Linked DNA regions of Homo sapiens: region 1 is linked to region 2. Evidence: chromatin contacts called from ENCODE Hi-C or POLR2A ChIA-PET data. All regions are on one chromosome and are shown on one strand. Each heading gives the region's core, a stretch centred on a gene start or an enhancer-like site at or near the end of the contact. The rest is flanking DNA. Distances are from core to core; before and after follow the strand shown. Region 1 has its middle 71 kb from the start of ZCCHC2. Region 2 holds the start of RELCH (RAB11 binding and LisH domain, coiled-coil and HEAT repeat containing).

What was found. A loop is a pair of places that touch in the nucleus more often than their neighbours do. ChIA-PET counts read pairs that join two places held with the same protein, here RNA polymerase II (POLR2A). Pooled maps may share reads with other maps.
Region 1: a pooled map shows a loop between it and region 2 (2.4-fold over the local background). The contact joins the enhancer-like site here to the promoter of RELCH in region 2. A Hi-C loop is called at or near these places in 4 of 50 pooled maps. POLR2A ChIA-PET finds 5 or more read pairs at or near these places in 2 of 52 experiments (activated naive CD4-positive, alpha-beta T cell and naive thymus-derived CD4-positive, alpha-beta T cell).

What each region holds. Positions count from the first base shown.
Region 1 is chr18:62,448,282-62,455,641 of GRCh38, forward strand. No RefSeq gene overlaps it. Among named protein-coding and RNA genes, the nearest start is that of ZCCHC2, 71 kb to the right of the region's middle. Within about 2 kb of position 2,975, at least 24 of the 41 ENCODE cell types and tissues checked have a DNase peak (open chromatin) inside an H3K27ac peak, as active enhancers do.
Region 2 is chr18:62,181,242-62,188,684 of GRCh38, forward strand. It overlaps RELCH (RAB11 binding and LisH domain, coiled-coil and HEAT repeat containing), which reads left to right and starts at 6,014. Exons shown (of 29, transcript NM_001346231.2): 1 at 6,014-6,790. The coding sequence starts at 6,265. PIGN (phosphatidylinositol glycan anchor biosynthesis class N) reads right to left here and starts at 5,815. Exons shown (of 31, transcript NM_176787.5): 1 at 5,603-5,815. RefSeq lists silencers at 5,317-5,529, 6,480-6,699 and an enhancer at 6,120-6,329.

The DNA.
Region 1 (7,360 bases), core at 1,725-4,224, 260 kb after region 2:
GGCTGCACTGTCGGCTTCCCTACTTTTGAGGTTTCGGGACTCGGACTGATCCACCACTGGCTTCCTGGCTCCTCAACTTGCAGACAGCCTATCGTGGGACTTTACCTTGTGATCGTGTGAGTCAATTCTCCTTAGTAAACTCCCTTTCAAATATACATCTATCCTATTAGTTCTGTACCTGAAGAGAACTCTGACTAATACACCTTGACCTTGAAGGAAGCAGAATTTTCTTTTTGAGTTGAGTGACTGTAGCCCCCAAAGTTCCTAGGACAGTTTTGTGCAAGAAGTCATGAGGGCCTGGACAAAACCTCACAGCCTCTGGCTGGAATTCTGCATTTAGGGACGGAGGCCTGATTCTCCCACTGGGAAGAAAGGTGCTGAAGCTCTACCCTAGCCACGTTGGGAAGGCAGCGTCTGCCCTCCTTAACAAGACGTTTCCTACTAACTGCAACATGCAGGTTTGTATGAGAACAGTGCTGAGTGCTGACTGAGGCAGCTGACACCAGGAAAACGGCACGATATCCAAGAAGCAGCTTGTTGCCAAAGCTTAAGGCAGCAATAACAACTCTGATTTATAACAGGGACTATTTGTACATAATTACTAAATATTGATCACACATTCAGCAGTGTGCCTAAATTAAAGACAAACCAAATCTCATAACAGCACCAAAAGAATCTTAGTGCAAACAGTCATCATGTAGCCCTTTTCTGCAATAATTTAATGGGCTTTTATAGAACTCTCAAGTGTACTCAAAAGTGTGATTGCTTCCTGGCACCATCCTCTATGACCCTGCAAAGCCCCCAGGACCTGCCCTCCATCACCTCTGAGACCACCCCCACCTCACCTAATTTGCTGTTTACCCACCCATTGACTTTTTTTTTTTTTAATTTTTGCAATTCTATTTTCTTTTCTTTTCTTTTTTTTTTTTTTTGAGATGGAGTCTCACTCTGTCACCCAGGCTGGAGTGCAGATCTCGGCTCACTGCAAGCTCTGCCTCCCGGGTTCAAGTGTTCAAGTGATTCTCCCTGCCTCAGCCTCCCGCGTAGCTGGGATTACAGGCACCCAACACCACGCCCAGCTAATTTTTGTATTTTTAGTAGAGACGGGGTTTTGTCATGTTGGCCAGGCTGGTCTCGAACCCCTGACCTCAGATGATCCACCCACCTCAGCCTCCCAAAATGCTGGGATTACAGGCGTGAGCCACCACACTCGGCCAATTCTGTTTTCAAATTTCAATTTTGTCTTTTTCAAAATCTAGGTAATTTTTGTGATCTCTTATTGCTTGATTATTTTTGAGATTCCTTTTTTTCAGGTTTTAAACATTTTATCCACTGTTATTTTGTATTTTGAGTCTGATAATTTCATTACCCGAAGGAAGGGGGTTTAATTCTGTTGTTGATTGTTTTTGCTGATTCTCACTCATGGTAACCTGTTTGCTTGTGTTTTTCATGTTATTTGATTCTGAACTCATTTTGTTGATCTTAATGTATGGGAACCCTGAGAACCTAAGATGGCGATGCTTTTATCCAAGGAGGACTTGGGTTTGCTTCTCCTGAGAGCCGGGAGCACTATCCCAGCCGAACGAGAGTCTCCCTTTCTCTTCCCCACTCTGTTTCACTGCAGCCCATGGCTTAGCCCAATCAATGCACGGCTAATCCTGGCATCTCAGCTCTAGGCAACTCTGTCTTTTATATTTGCTTGTTCCCCACCAATCTAAATAACAAACAAAGAGAGGCTGTCTAAAAGAAAAGATGTTTACTTGGGAACAGAGCATTGCAATGTGAATACCTGTGCCATAGGTAAACCATGTGCATATTCAGGGAGGTAAAGGAAGAGAAGGATTTTTAAAGGAAAAAATGAAGGGGATTACATAATTGTTCTGAAATACTTATCCCTGGCTAAAAGATCAACAACAAGGGTGACACCCGTCCAAGGCTGGAGAGGCAGTTGCTGGGCAGACGTCCTTACAGAAGCATTTGTTGTATAAGGCTGTGACGGTCTTGGTACAAAGTTGTGGTCTCTGTAGTCTTTCGTGGTCAGGCATACAAGTGTGAGAATCCTCTCTTCATGGCCTTCCTTGGATCTGTTTGTCAGAGTTTTCTTAACCTTAGTGACTCCATTTTGCTTCTGACAACTTTCACATCCCCAATGTTCCCACTTTGGAATCATCTCACTTTTTCCTCCCATACTTAATATCACCCCAACAATACAATAAGGAGTCTGTTTTTTGCAGGAGTTAGCTATTGTATGCAGCACCGCTAGACTTGCTTTCCCTCTGTTTCCATTGAGTTGTTGCTCTGTGTTGGGGGTGGGGTGGTGCAACCACTGTGTCATCCCTCTCTGTTATCTCTGAAACACAGAGCTTAGTAAGTAGGAAGGGTCCTTTATGTCACTACTGATTTGCTGGTTAATAGCTAAACATCAAGTCAGGCAAATTAACATGCTTCCCAGTTATGCCCTTTCTAGTCCTATGTGGTGTGGCCTTTGCTAATTATTTGCACTTCCGTTATTCTGGAGCGCTTCCTCCCTTCACTCATAAGTGATTAATGCAATGTTGCCGGTACAGCTTCGCCCACCACCACCTCCAACTGTTGCCAACTGTGGTTTGGAGAGGCTGGGCCGGCATCCCGGAGGCCTGTTTGTTTGTCCTAGTATTCATTACTAGTTGGCTCTCCTCCCATCTGCTGCCAATGCAGAGTTATTTATATCAAATTGGAGAAGCCTTGGTGAGCTCCGCTGTGATAACTCACATCCTCAGAATGCCTTTCATCCCAAAGGACTTTACACGTGGTATCCTCGCAGGAAACCCTTTCCCGCTGACCCAGGGGTAAATCCTGGCTTCCCTGGGAAGTGGCAGCTGCTGGTCCATCTGCTTGGCTGATAAGGCCTTTGCACTCAGATTAAGAGCCCTGGCCCACAAAACGTGCGGTGGAACTTGCCCAAAGAGGTCGTGACAGCTGAGTCACAGGGAATAGCACTGAAACTGCGATCCTGGGGCATGGAGAATGTCTATGAGGGGTGAGCCAGGGTGCTGAGTCATGCCTCTCCGCCTGGCACTGACTTGCTGAGTGTCAGAGCTTCCAGAAGGTGACACTGCTTAGAAGTCACCAACCTTCCCACTGCCAGCCTGGTCCATGAGCTCTGCACTTCTGAGGCTGACATGCCATCCCCTCCAAAGGATTTACTGTCATCAGTATCACATTTGGGTGATAATTCATCAGCTCTCATTTTTTCAACCAATATAGGTTCATTACATCCAGCGTTTCACCGTTTGACACAGGATAGAGCTCAAATGAAGGGCTTGTGATGTTCTGGCAGCAGTCTAACTCAATTAACAGATTAACACGAGTCCACAGGCACAGGTCTCCAAAGAAATTAGATCGCTCCGAAAGAAATCAGGCTGGGGTGGGAAGGTCAATCATCATTTTAAATGAAACTGAGAAAATTATTGACAAATTTGTGCTCTTGTTGGGGCTTCCAGCAAGTAGTATCAGAGGGATGACTTTGGGAAAAGAGCCAAAGAGAAAAATATATGGCCTGGCAAAATTTTTTATGGAGAAAATATTTTTTTAATTTCATTTTTTTTCTATTTGTAGTTTTTTATTTCTTTTCTCTTTTTTTTTTTTTTTTTTTCTTTTTTGAGAGTGTCTCACTCTTACCCAGGCTGGAGTGCAGTGGCACAATCAGACAGAGTTCACTGTTACCTCAACCTCCTGGGCTCAACCAATCTTCCCGCCTCAGTCTCCCGAGTAGCTGGGACTACAGATACATACCACTATGCCTGGCTAATTTTTTTTTTATTTTTAAATGTTTTTGTAGAGATGGGGTCTCGTTATATTACTCAGGCCAGTCTTTAATTCCTGGTCTCAAGCAATCCTCCCACCTCGGCCTCCCAAAGTGCTGGAATTATAGGCATGAGCCACTGTGCTCAGCCAGGAAATAAATTTTTAAATCAAATTTATTGACAGGTTGGCCATACACTGTCTAATCAGTGCAGGGAGGTGATCATGCAGTTGAGGGAAACTGCTACCAAGAAGCCTACCCCATCCCATAGCCTCCAGGAAGGAGTTTTTGCCAGGGGAATATCAATATTGCACCACCAGACCAGTGTTGAAATTCAGTGGGTGCAGGGAGATGGCAGGTGTGGGCGGTAAATTTCAAAACACTTATTTTGAAACGCCCACGATGCCTGGATCACAGATCCTGTGGCTGGCAGAATAACCAGTGCTGTTTACACATCCGTGGAGGGTGAATCTTCTTCTCCGGCTATCAGAAGAGCATTGCATGCTCTGTAAGAGCAAAACTCTGGTTGCTTGGACTTTGTCTCTTAAATGCAGCACTTGCCACAGTATATTCTCACTGGTTAAAGTTTTCCCCCTCCTCTTACAGATTCCTTTCTCACTCTCTGAAGTTTAGTTAGAATCAATATCACAAGTTGGACTTTTAACTCAGGACAAGTAGATGTTAACTGTTCTGTCACTTTCATTTCTGGAGAAAGGGAAATAGATGGGGGTTTGTAGAATCTCCAGGACTGGCTGAGCTCTTTAGTAGAGAAACTAGTTTTGTAGACTAACAGTTGATGCCCCAAGATAAAACAATATACATCATTTATATCCCACTTTTGTTCATTTTGGACGTTTTAAGAGATTTCTTTTTCATTTGATTTTTATCATAGTATATTATAAAATCAGGAATAAAAAAATTAAAACCTTTGAAATTTGATTGTTATTTCTGTTTTTCATGTTCTCAAGCCTTTTGATGCCCTTTTCACCTTAATTATCATATATATAATATATATAGAGAGAGAGAGAGAGAGACAGGGCCTCGCTTTATCACCCAGGCTGGAGTACAGTGGTGTGATGATCTTGGCTCACTACAGCCTTGACCTCCCGGGTTCAAGTGATCCTCCTGCTTCAGCCCCTCAAGTAGCTGGAATTACAGGCACATGTCCCCATGCCCAGCTAATTTTTTAATTTTTTAATTTTTTGTAGAGATGGAGTTTCATCATGTTGCCCAGGCTGAGCTCAAACTCCTGAGCTCAAGTGATCCATCTGCCTCCCAAAGTGCTGGGATTACAGGTGTGACCCACCTCACCTGGCTGCCTTCTTAATAATCTGCAATTGACCTTGCTTCTTATTTCACCGAGAAAATAGATGGCATCCGAAAAGAACTTGCCTGTCCCACCTCCCCGTCTACTATCCTCCTGTGTCTGTCCCGAAATACTGTCTGTTTGCTCCATCACTGTAGTGAACTGTTCCTCCTCCATGTACAAATGGTGCATCCCTTCCCACTTACTCAAAAATGTCGCTCCTGTGATCATCTAATCTGCTCTTTTTTCTGCACTAGATTATTCCCATGAGTACACAAACGTGCTGTCAGCGTTCTCATCTTAAAAAACCCTCTAGGCCAGGTGCAGTGGCTCATACCTGTAATCCCAGCACACTTCGGGAGGCTGAGGCAGGTGGATCACTTGAGGTCAGAAGTTCGAGACCAGCCTAGCCAATATGATGAAACCCTGTCTCTACTAAATATACAAAAATTCGCCGAGCATGGTGGTGGGCACCTGTAATCCCAGCTACTTGGGAGGCTGAGCCAGGAGAATTGCTTGAACCTGGGAGGCAGAGGTTGCAGTGAGCCAAGATTGCACCACCGCACTCCAGCCTGGGTGACAGAGCGAGACTCTGTCACAAAACAAAACCCAAAACCCTCTTGACCCCATGCCCTCCTCTAGGTACAGACCCATTTCTCAGCTTCCCTTTACAGGGACTTCTCCATTGCCACCTCATTTCCTCCCGTTCTCACTGAAACCCTCTCAAACAGGGCTTTTGTTCTCACAACAGTGAAACCACCAATGCCAATGTTGATGTTGATGGTGATGTCCAATGTCTGGGCTGAGGAAGGCCACAGCATCTGTGGCCAGTGGTGTCTCCTCCAGGTCAGTTCTGCAAAATGCCTTGGGTCATTTTTCCTGCTTCAAGAGCTCTTGTCCAAACCTGGTTCTTCAAGCCTCTGTGTCACTGGCACCCTTTCAATAAGTTCTATTTTGGTTTAAATGAACTAGAGTTGGTTTCTGAGGCTTGTAGTAAAGAGTGCTGAACTAATAGACTGGGGAAATCAACTGACTTGGTTCTGTACATAGAGTCATTTCTAAACTAGACAATTTGGGAGATTTCCCTGGGCCCTTCACCAGGAGTCGGGGAAGTGTTGTGGTTCCATCTGTCAATGGTTGAAGAATGGTCTATCACCACCATCCAGACCAATCAGCCTCTCCTCTGGATGCTGCCCCTTAGTGACAGCTTTCTCCCTTTTAGGGTCGACTATCATGTTCATTCTGTCCAGATTTGATCATTCAAAAACTTAAGCAGAGTGGGTGCGGTGGCTCACACCTATAATCCCAGCACTTTGGGAGGCGGAACCCTTGAGCCTAGGAGTTCAAGACCAGCCTGGGCAGCATAGTGAGACCCCATCTCTATTAAAAATACAAAAATTAGCCAGGTGTGGTGGCTTGTGCCTGTAGTTTCCAGCTACTCAGAAAGTTGAGGAGGGAAGATTGCTTAAGCCTGGGAGGTCGAAGCTGCAGTGAGCCTCAATCACGCCTCTGCACTGTAGCTGTGAGACAAAGTGAGACTCTGTCTCAATAAATAAAGTGTACGTACAAAGGAATATTATGCAGCAGCAAAAATGAGTGAACCTGAGCTACATGTTCAACATGAATAAGTTTCATAGATATCCGGTGGGACAAAAAAGTAGTCTGCAAAAGGATGTATACTGTATCCTTACAAAAGCTAAAAATCACGGGAAGCAATGCTACATTGTACCTAGGAATGCATGCATCTGTACCGAAGTATAAAGAAATACATGTCAATGGTGAGCACTAAACTATGAATAATTAGTATTTCTGGGAACAGGGGTGTGAAGGTGAAATGTAATAAACGGGCACGAAGGCTCACTTTATTTGTAAGGTTTTATTTAACAAGCTGGGTGGTGGGTACGCCTTTTCACATATCTAAAATATTTTGTAGTAAAAAATTAATGAAACAAAGGGATTAGGAAAGAGGGGTCAGCCAGAGAGGTTTTCCCAGGTCACTTAGGGGCGCCTGTGGGTCTTTCATGCACTTTTTTTTTCCAAAAGTGGCCTTGAGATCAATTAGGGCACGGATTTGGCCAACATTTCCACCAGCATTGCTCAGTTTCCTGGTGCATGAAATAATGATTCTGTTGATACTAAATATCTGCCTCCTGCAACTTATATGGCATGATTTGTTGCGAGGAAATGTGAGCAGCTAACAATCAGCTTGGTTCATTTCATCTCTTCCTTTCCCATCTCCTTCCTGTTATGGGTTTATTTAGGGAAAAAAA
Region 2 (7,443 bases), core at 4,764-7,263:
GAAATACCATATTTCTGAAAAGGATACATCTCATAAATATCAGTATTAATAAAAAAAATTTTAAACATCTATTGCCCTTTTCTCCCCAACACAGTCAAACTTCTTGAAAAGGCTGAATGTGACCTCTTTTTTTTCCTGACCACCTAAATCTCAAACAACTTAAACCTTATTGTCATTACTTCATAAGAAAGTAAAGACAGTTAACAGTGCAAAATCTAATAGCTATTTTTTAGTCTTCATTTTCTAAGCAACCTAAGCTTCCTGGGCTAAGTCATCCTCCCACCTCAGCTTCCCAAGTAGCGGGGACCACAGGTGCATGTTTACCACATTCAGCTAATTTTTGTATTTTTTGTAGAGCGGGGGTCTTGCCATGTTGCCCAGGCTGGTCTTGAACTCCTGGGCTCAAGTCATCTACTCACCTCGGCCTCCTAAAGTGCTGGGATTACAGGTGTGAGTTGCTGGGCCCAGTCGCCTTCTCCTTTTTATTTTTATTTCTTTTTAGACAGAGTCTCGCCCTATCTATCGCCCAGGCTGGAGTGCAGTGGCGCGATCTCGGCTCACTGCAACCTCCACCTCCCGGGTTCAAGCAATTCTCCTGCCTCAGCCTCCCAAGTAGCTGGGATTACAGGCACACAGCATCATGCCCAGGTAATTTTGTATTTTTAGTAGAGACAGGGTTTCACCATGTTGGCCAGGCTGGTCTCAAACTCCTGACCTCAGGTGATCCACCTACCTCATCCTCCCAAAGTGGTGGGATTACAGGCATGAGCCACCATGCCCGGCTGCCTTCTCCTTTTTAATAGGCTGTTATCACTTGGCTTCTATGAACATTACTGCTTTCATTTTTCACCTACACCTCTGACCAATGTTGAACAGTCTCTATCTGATCACTAAATTTTGGAGTTACTCAAAACTTGGTCCTCAGCTGTCTTTTCTTCTCACTCTATACTTTCTATCCTGGCAAGTTTCATCATATCTGTGGCTTCAGTTATTACCTAATATGCAAAAGCCTCAACAAATTATAGCTCCAAATCCACATATGTAACTCGAACCTTTATAAATCTACATGGACGTTTCAAAGACACTCAACTAAGTAGGTTTAAAACCAAATTCATAACATTTCCCATGAGCCTTGTCTACTACCTACTAAATCCTTAGTGTTCACAATCTCAGTAGGTGGCACCACCTTCCCACCAAGTATGTAAGTCTGAGAAATAGGCATTGTTCTTTACACCCTATTCTTCCCCTTTATTTAATCTAACAATTGTCCACTTTGTGTTTCTTGAATCTGTTCATTTGTCTTAATCTCCATTGACACCTCTATAATTTAAGATGTATACCATCTCTTATGCGAACTACTGCAATGCAGGAATAGGTCACCCCTATATACTCTAACCCTTCTCTGATCCATTTCTTGCCATGTAGCCAGAGTATTACTTGCTTTTCTTTTTTCAAAAGAAAATCTGAACATCTTACCCCTTGTATAAAACTCTCCAGTGCCTTCTGTGAAGCATTCACTGTCTTTAAAGTCAAAAGACACGTTTGCAACAACACGGATGTTCCTGAAGCCTGGTATGCTAAGTGAAATAAGCCAGGTGCAGAAACACAAATACTGCATGATTTCACTCCTATGTGGAACTTAAGAAAGTTGACCCCACTGAATTAGAAGCAGAATGGTGGTAACCAGAGGCTGGGGTAGTTCCACAGCGGGGGGCAATTGTAGAGATACTGATCAAAGCATTCATATTAGAGTTAGATAGAAGGAATAAGTTCAAGAGCTCTGTTGTACAGCATGGTGACTCTAGTTAATGATGATATATTGTATTCTTGAAAACTGCTAAAAGGGTAGATGTTCAAATTTCTCATCACAAAAATGATAACTATGTGTAAGGTAATGCATTTGTTACTTAGCTAGATTTGAGCATTTCACAATGTATATAAACTGAAGAACATCATGTACACAATGAATACATAAAATCGTATATTAAAAAATAAATTTAAAAATGAAGTCACAGCTGGAAAAAAAAAACTCTCCAGTGCCTTTTCACCTACTAATCTAGACTAAAATCCTTAATGTGACTAACAAGGTCTTTTATAGACTAGCCTCTGCCTTCTTTTCTAAACCTGTCTCATAGCACTCCCCTTTACTTTGTAACATCTCACATCACTGGCCCCTTCTTTTATTCAAGTATCCCACTGCTATAAGACCTTTGTAGGCTCAATTCCTCTCTGCAGAATGTACTTGCAACCTATCTTCCACTCTCTCCTAACATTCCATTTCAAGCATCACTTCCTCAGGGACTATGCAGGTGAAGTCAGAAACGAAAACTTTTACTTCAGTTTGTAATTACATAGCTTTGTCTACGACTATTTGAATTAATGTCTGTCTCTGTCACTTCACCACAATTCCATGACAGCAGGACGGGGCATCTCCAACACCCATCAGAGTCTTATGCACTTAGTAAGGACTCAAATGTTTGCTGAATAAATTATTTAGAATTATCATTTCAAGGGTAAATGCAATATGCACTACAGCCACTAGAGGATGCCCTGCTTCTGTTTTTGTTCCTCCAGAACAAGATGTGAAGACTGAAAATACTTTAAAAAAAAAAAAACTAAACCTTTTATGATAAAGTAATTTACTATTAATGTAAATAAAATTGCAGTTATTACAAAATATCAGCATTCACTAACTACTTATTTTAATTAGTTTAATTGCTTAATACTAAATATTACTTAATACTTCTCTTTAAAGAAAATCACAATTTATTCAGATTTATTGAAAAAGAAATACCTCCAAAACAAACACATAACTATTAAAATTTTAAAAAGATATATGCATGTACCAATACAAGTTATCTAGTTTATCTGTGGATGTTTACCACACACTGAAAAACAATAAAACATGAGGTATTACTAAAACCTCAAGTCAACCAAAACTTGCATTCAGAATATTACTTGTGGTTCTTTTAAGACTATTAAAACCTAAAATAATTTTTTAAATACTAAAATGATTGACGTGCTTTGAAAAAAGGCATCTTTTACATCTTCATTGCTAAGGCACAAGCTTTAATAACTATCATTAGTCAGATGAAACATTAGTTGTAAGGGCCTAGATTAATGAAAATCTTACTAAGTAGAAAGGAAATTTCCCAACACTATTAATAATACATTATTATAAGTAGTGATCGGTAATTTTTAATATTCCAGTGTGTGTTACTTATACATTATTCACGAATAACCAAACCTCTGTGTATTGTGGAAAAGAAAAGTACATACTGGGAAGACTGGGCAGTTGATTTCTAATGGGCTTACAAGATCAAACACACAAGTTCATGGTTATAGGATAGGAGGCAGAAATAGAAGCAGAAAACCACAGATTTGTATGGGAAGAATTCCTCTACATGCAAGTTCTTACAACTCTGAGGAAACATTTTAAATCTATTTTCAACTTGTGTTTTAGAACTGAGACCCCAAATTAAAGATACTCCCTTCAGCCCTACTGACTTAATTGCTTTTTCAGGCTTGCACTGCCAAAACGATTGATATTAGTTTTATTTTTAAACACTTGTCAAATGTTCTCAACACATACTAATATTTCAATAATTAATAAGTGACCACAGTAATAGTTATTGTGTAGCAGGTACCAGGCACTGGGACAAGAACATTCTCAATTCTGTGTACTTTCCTTATCCCCTTTGATAGACGAATGCAAGTGAGGCTGAGAAGTTAGGTAACTTTTTCAAGGTCTCACAATAAATAATGAGTAGAATTGGGATCTGAACTTAAGCTTTTCTATCTTATAAGCATAATCCTCTTCAGGAATCCTAAATGCAGGAGATTTCTCAATTTCCCAATCATGGAGATGGAAATATTGTATATAAACAATCCATTTCTAATCATGCCCTTCCCATGCCATTCACTAATCCTCCATTCCTGGATTCCAGAAATTGGTTCCATTTTAATCTCTCTGGAAAATCCAACTAAAATACGGATCAGCAATCCCTTTTGCTAAGAAATCTCTAACAGGATACAGTATTTGCCATTTCAATTCTATTTGGGGGGATTTTTTTCCCCATGTTTTACTTTTAATATATGGCACAGAAAACTATTTATCATTAAAACATTGGGAACTAATGTCCTATAAAAAAATAGTTTAAATTCTTGGTACTTTTTTTTTAAACTTCTAGCAAAAATAAAATTTTAAAAACCCAAATCCCCATTCAAATGAAAATTTTAGTTTATTGAGCCTGGGTATATTGAAATTAAAGCCTACTCTTAACTGTTGGCATACTTTTACATGTAAACCAATAACCTGACCTAAGGTTATGTAAGAATCGTCTATTTTAATTTTTCCATGGAGCTAACGGGAGATACTTTACTGTGGAATGTTTACTACACACTGAATGTAATATGTCACTTACCTGTACACTAAGAAAGGAAATCTAAAGCCTGGAAAAGTGGTCATTTGTGTGTGAAAAAAATAGGAGCCATAAGAAATAGCAGTCTAATTGTATTGACTGGAAATTCCTTTACCTTTTCAGATCATAATCAAGGAATGACATAAAAGATAAACGTTGATCTTCTAAACTTAGGATATGTACTTTATATGCTAACATTTCATCAAAAAAATCAAAACTCTCTGAAGCATTCAACTTTTAAAATAGTTCTAAGTTCCAAAACCTTGATTCTAGCCTGCATGAACGAGTCAGAAATGTTGCAGGAGACAGTGGATAAAGAATCGTTTGGGACATAAGAGAAATGATGTTAATTCCTTTGACTCCTTATTAGCGGAATTGATTTTTTTTTTTTTTTTTTTTTTTTTTTGAGACGGAGTCTCGTTCTGTCGCCCAGGCTGGAGTGCAGTGGCGCGACCTCGGCTCACTGCAATCTTCGCCTCCGGGGTTCAAGCGATTCTCCTGCCTCAGCCTCCTGAGTAGCTGGGATTGCAGGCTTGCGCCACCACGCCCAACTAATTTTTGTGTTTTTAGTAGAGAAGGGGTTTCACCATGTTGGTCAGGCTGGTCTCGAACTCCCGACCTCGTGATCCGCCCGGCTCGGCCTCCCAAAGTGCTGGGATTACAGGCGTGAGCCACCGCGCCCGGCGTGGAGCTGATTTTATAACAACCACTCTTGGCTTAAGTTTACTTATCTGTCTACTGGTGAGACAGCATTAGATATTCTGAAGGGTCCCTGTTGTGTAAATCGTGTATTAAATCCTAAGCGTTTATTGAGTACCTAACAATTTGTTTTCCAACTCGACGATGTTCCCAGATCCAGGCAAATGCCAACCTCAGCGTTCCCTTTTCCGTTTAGTCTCTCCAGCCCCCGTCCCCACCCACAGGCAGGACCACCTCCGGGGCTGAGAAGTCGTGCTGTCGCTAGGCCTCCCGAGTGTGCAAGCATGTGGCAGAGAAGGGAAAAGAAAGGAAGTCACATTCCGACTACAGGCCTGGGCACTTGCTATCCATGGGGACAAAATGTCACCACTGGCAGCAAATAGCGAGAAAAAGTGCAGCGCAGTAGGGAAACAGCGCGTCCGCGGGCGCGACACCACAGTTTGGGCGCCGACACCCTCCGCGCACTGGTCCCTGAACTTTACCTGGAGCTTATCCCGGTCAGGCCTGATCTCGAAAACGAGGGCTCCTCAGCGCGAAGGCAGGACCCAGCTCCATTAAAGCTCTCGGGCAGTGGTCCCCTCTACCCACTGAAGCGATAGCCGGGAGGGTATTCCTAAGCCACCACTACAACCACCCCTCAATTCCGGAACGCCCCCAATACCTGCCCGGCCGCTGCTGCTATCGCGATAATTCTCGGGCCAGTCTCCCGTCAGTCCGCTCCACGCCTTCCTTCTCTGACCAATCATGGAGGAGTCGTGGGTGGAGTTTTGCTTTTGAGCGGAGAGCGGGGCCTTCAATCTTTGCTATCTGGCGCTGGGAATGGGCGGAGCTGAAGTGGGCTGGGGCGGGGCTGGGGCGGGGCTAGATCGGGGAGAGGGGCAGGGGCACGCTCCAGTTCTCGCGAGACTGGAGACCAGGAAGACGCCTGCAGAGCCGGGCTGCTGGTGCAGCAGAGGCTGAGGCATCAGGTGCAGCTGCATCCGGATCTCCTGCCTTGGAGCGTACTCCTTGTCTCTAAGTCGGGAGGCAGGACGTGGTCAGGCCGGGGCTGTGGAGGTGCGCTGTGTCCCCTGAGGCCTAGAGGATTCGGGCTGCGGCCCGTCGGAACCAGTCAGGGAGGCGCCCACACTCCTGACAGGATAAGATGGCGGCGATGGCGCCTGGAGGTAGTGGCAGTGGTGGCGGCGTGAATCCATTTCTCAGTGATTCGGATGAGGACGATGACGAGGTAGCTGCAACAGAGGAACGGCGGGCAGTACTTCGGCTGGGCGCCGGAAGTGGCCTAGATCCTGGCTCTGCGGGCTCGCTGTCGCCACAGGATCCCGTGGCCTTAGGAAGCAGTGCGCGGCCAGGGCTCCCTGGGGAGGCGTCGGCGGCTGCAGTGGCCCTGGGGGGCACCGGGGAGACCCCGGCCCGATTATCAATTGATGCGATCGCTGCTCAGCTGTTGCGCGATCAATACTTGCTGACCGCCCTGGAGCTGCATACCGAGCTGTTAGAGAGTGGCCGGGAGCTGCCTCGGCTGCGCGACTACTTCTCCAATCCAGGCAACTTCGAGAGGCAAAGTGGAACCCCGCCGGGGATGGGGGCGCCAGGGGTCCCTGGAGCAGCCGGCGTTGGGGGCGCTGGAGGTCGGGAACCGAGTACAGCGTCGGGCGGGGGACAGCTCAGTAAGTGGACGCAGCCTGTCACACTCCGGCAGGGTATTTGGGATTGTACGGAGTTACTGTAGGGGAGAGGGGGTATTTCTGCGTGGGTCCCGATAGGGACATTTTAAGGAACGAGAGTATTGGGGTGGGGGCGCTCTTTTGCGGTGGAAGCAAGAGGATCAGGCAATGACTGTTCTCTCTGCCTGCTTCCAACCCTTGGCTGGTGTTGCACTTGGCTCCTGGCTCCCCTACTGGTGTCAGTATCTATAAAATATCAAGAGTTTCTAGTTCACTGGCTATTACGGGACTCCAGAAGGTTCCCTTTTATACTAGTTTATTGCTTTAAGCATTTTCCTTTTTCTCCAGTTACCTGAATCACACTACCAGGAAATAGTGTTACCTGAATTGCCTGCAGTAGTTCTTTGAGTCTGAGCCAGGAGAGAAAGAATAGGACACACTGCTGCTGTCTCCGAAAAGTCAGATGTACTTAAGACCCTTTGTCTTTGGGACGACTTTTTCACCGCCAAAATTGGGTTTTCTGCTGCACAAAATTTGTTCTGTTGAGATAAAGTTGATGTAATTCAGTTTCAATGCCTTAATTTAAGTAATGTCCAAAATTACAGGAAATCCAAGGAGCAAGGCAGACAGGTTCTACCAGCAGTCTGTCTCACCAT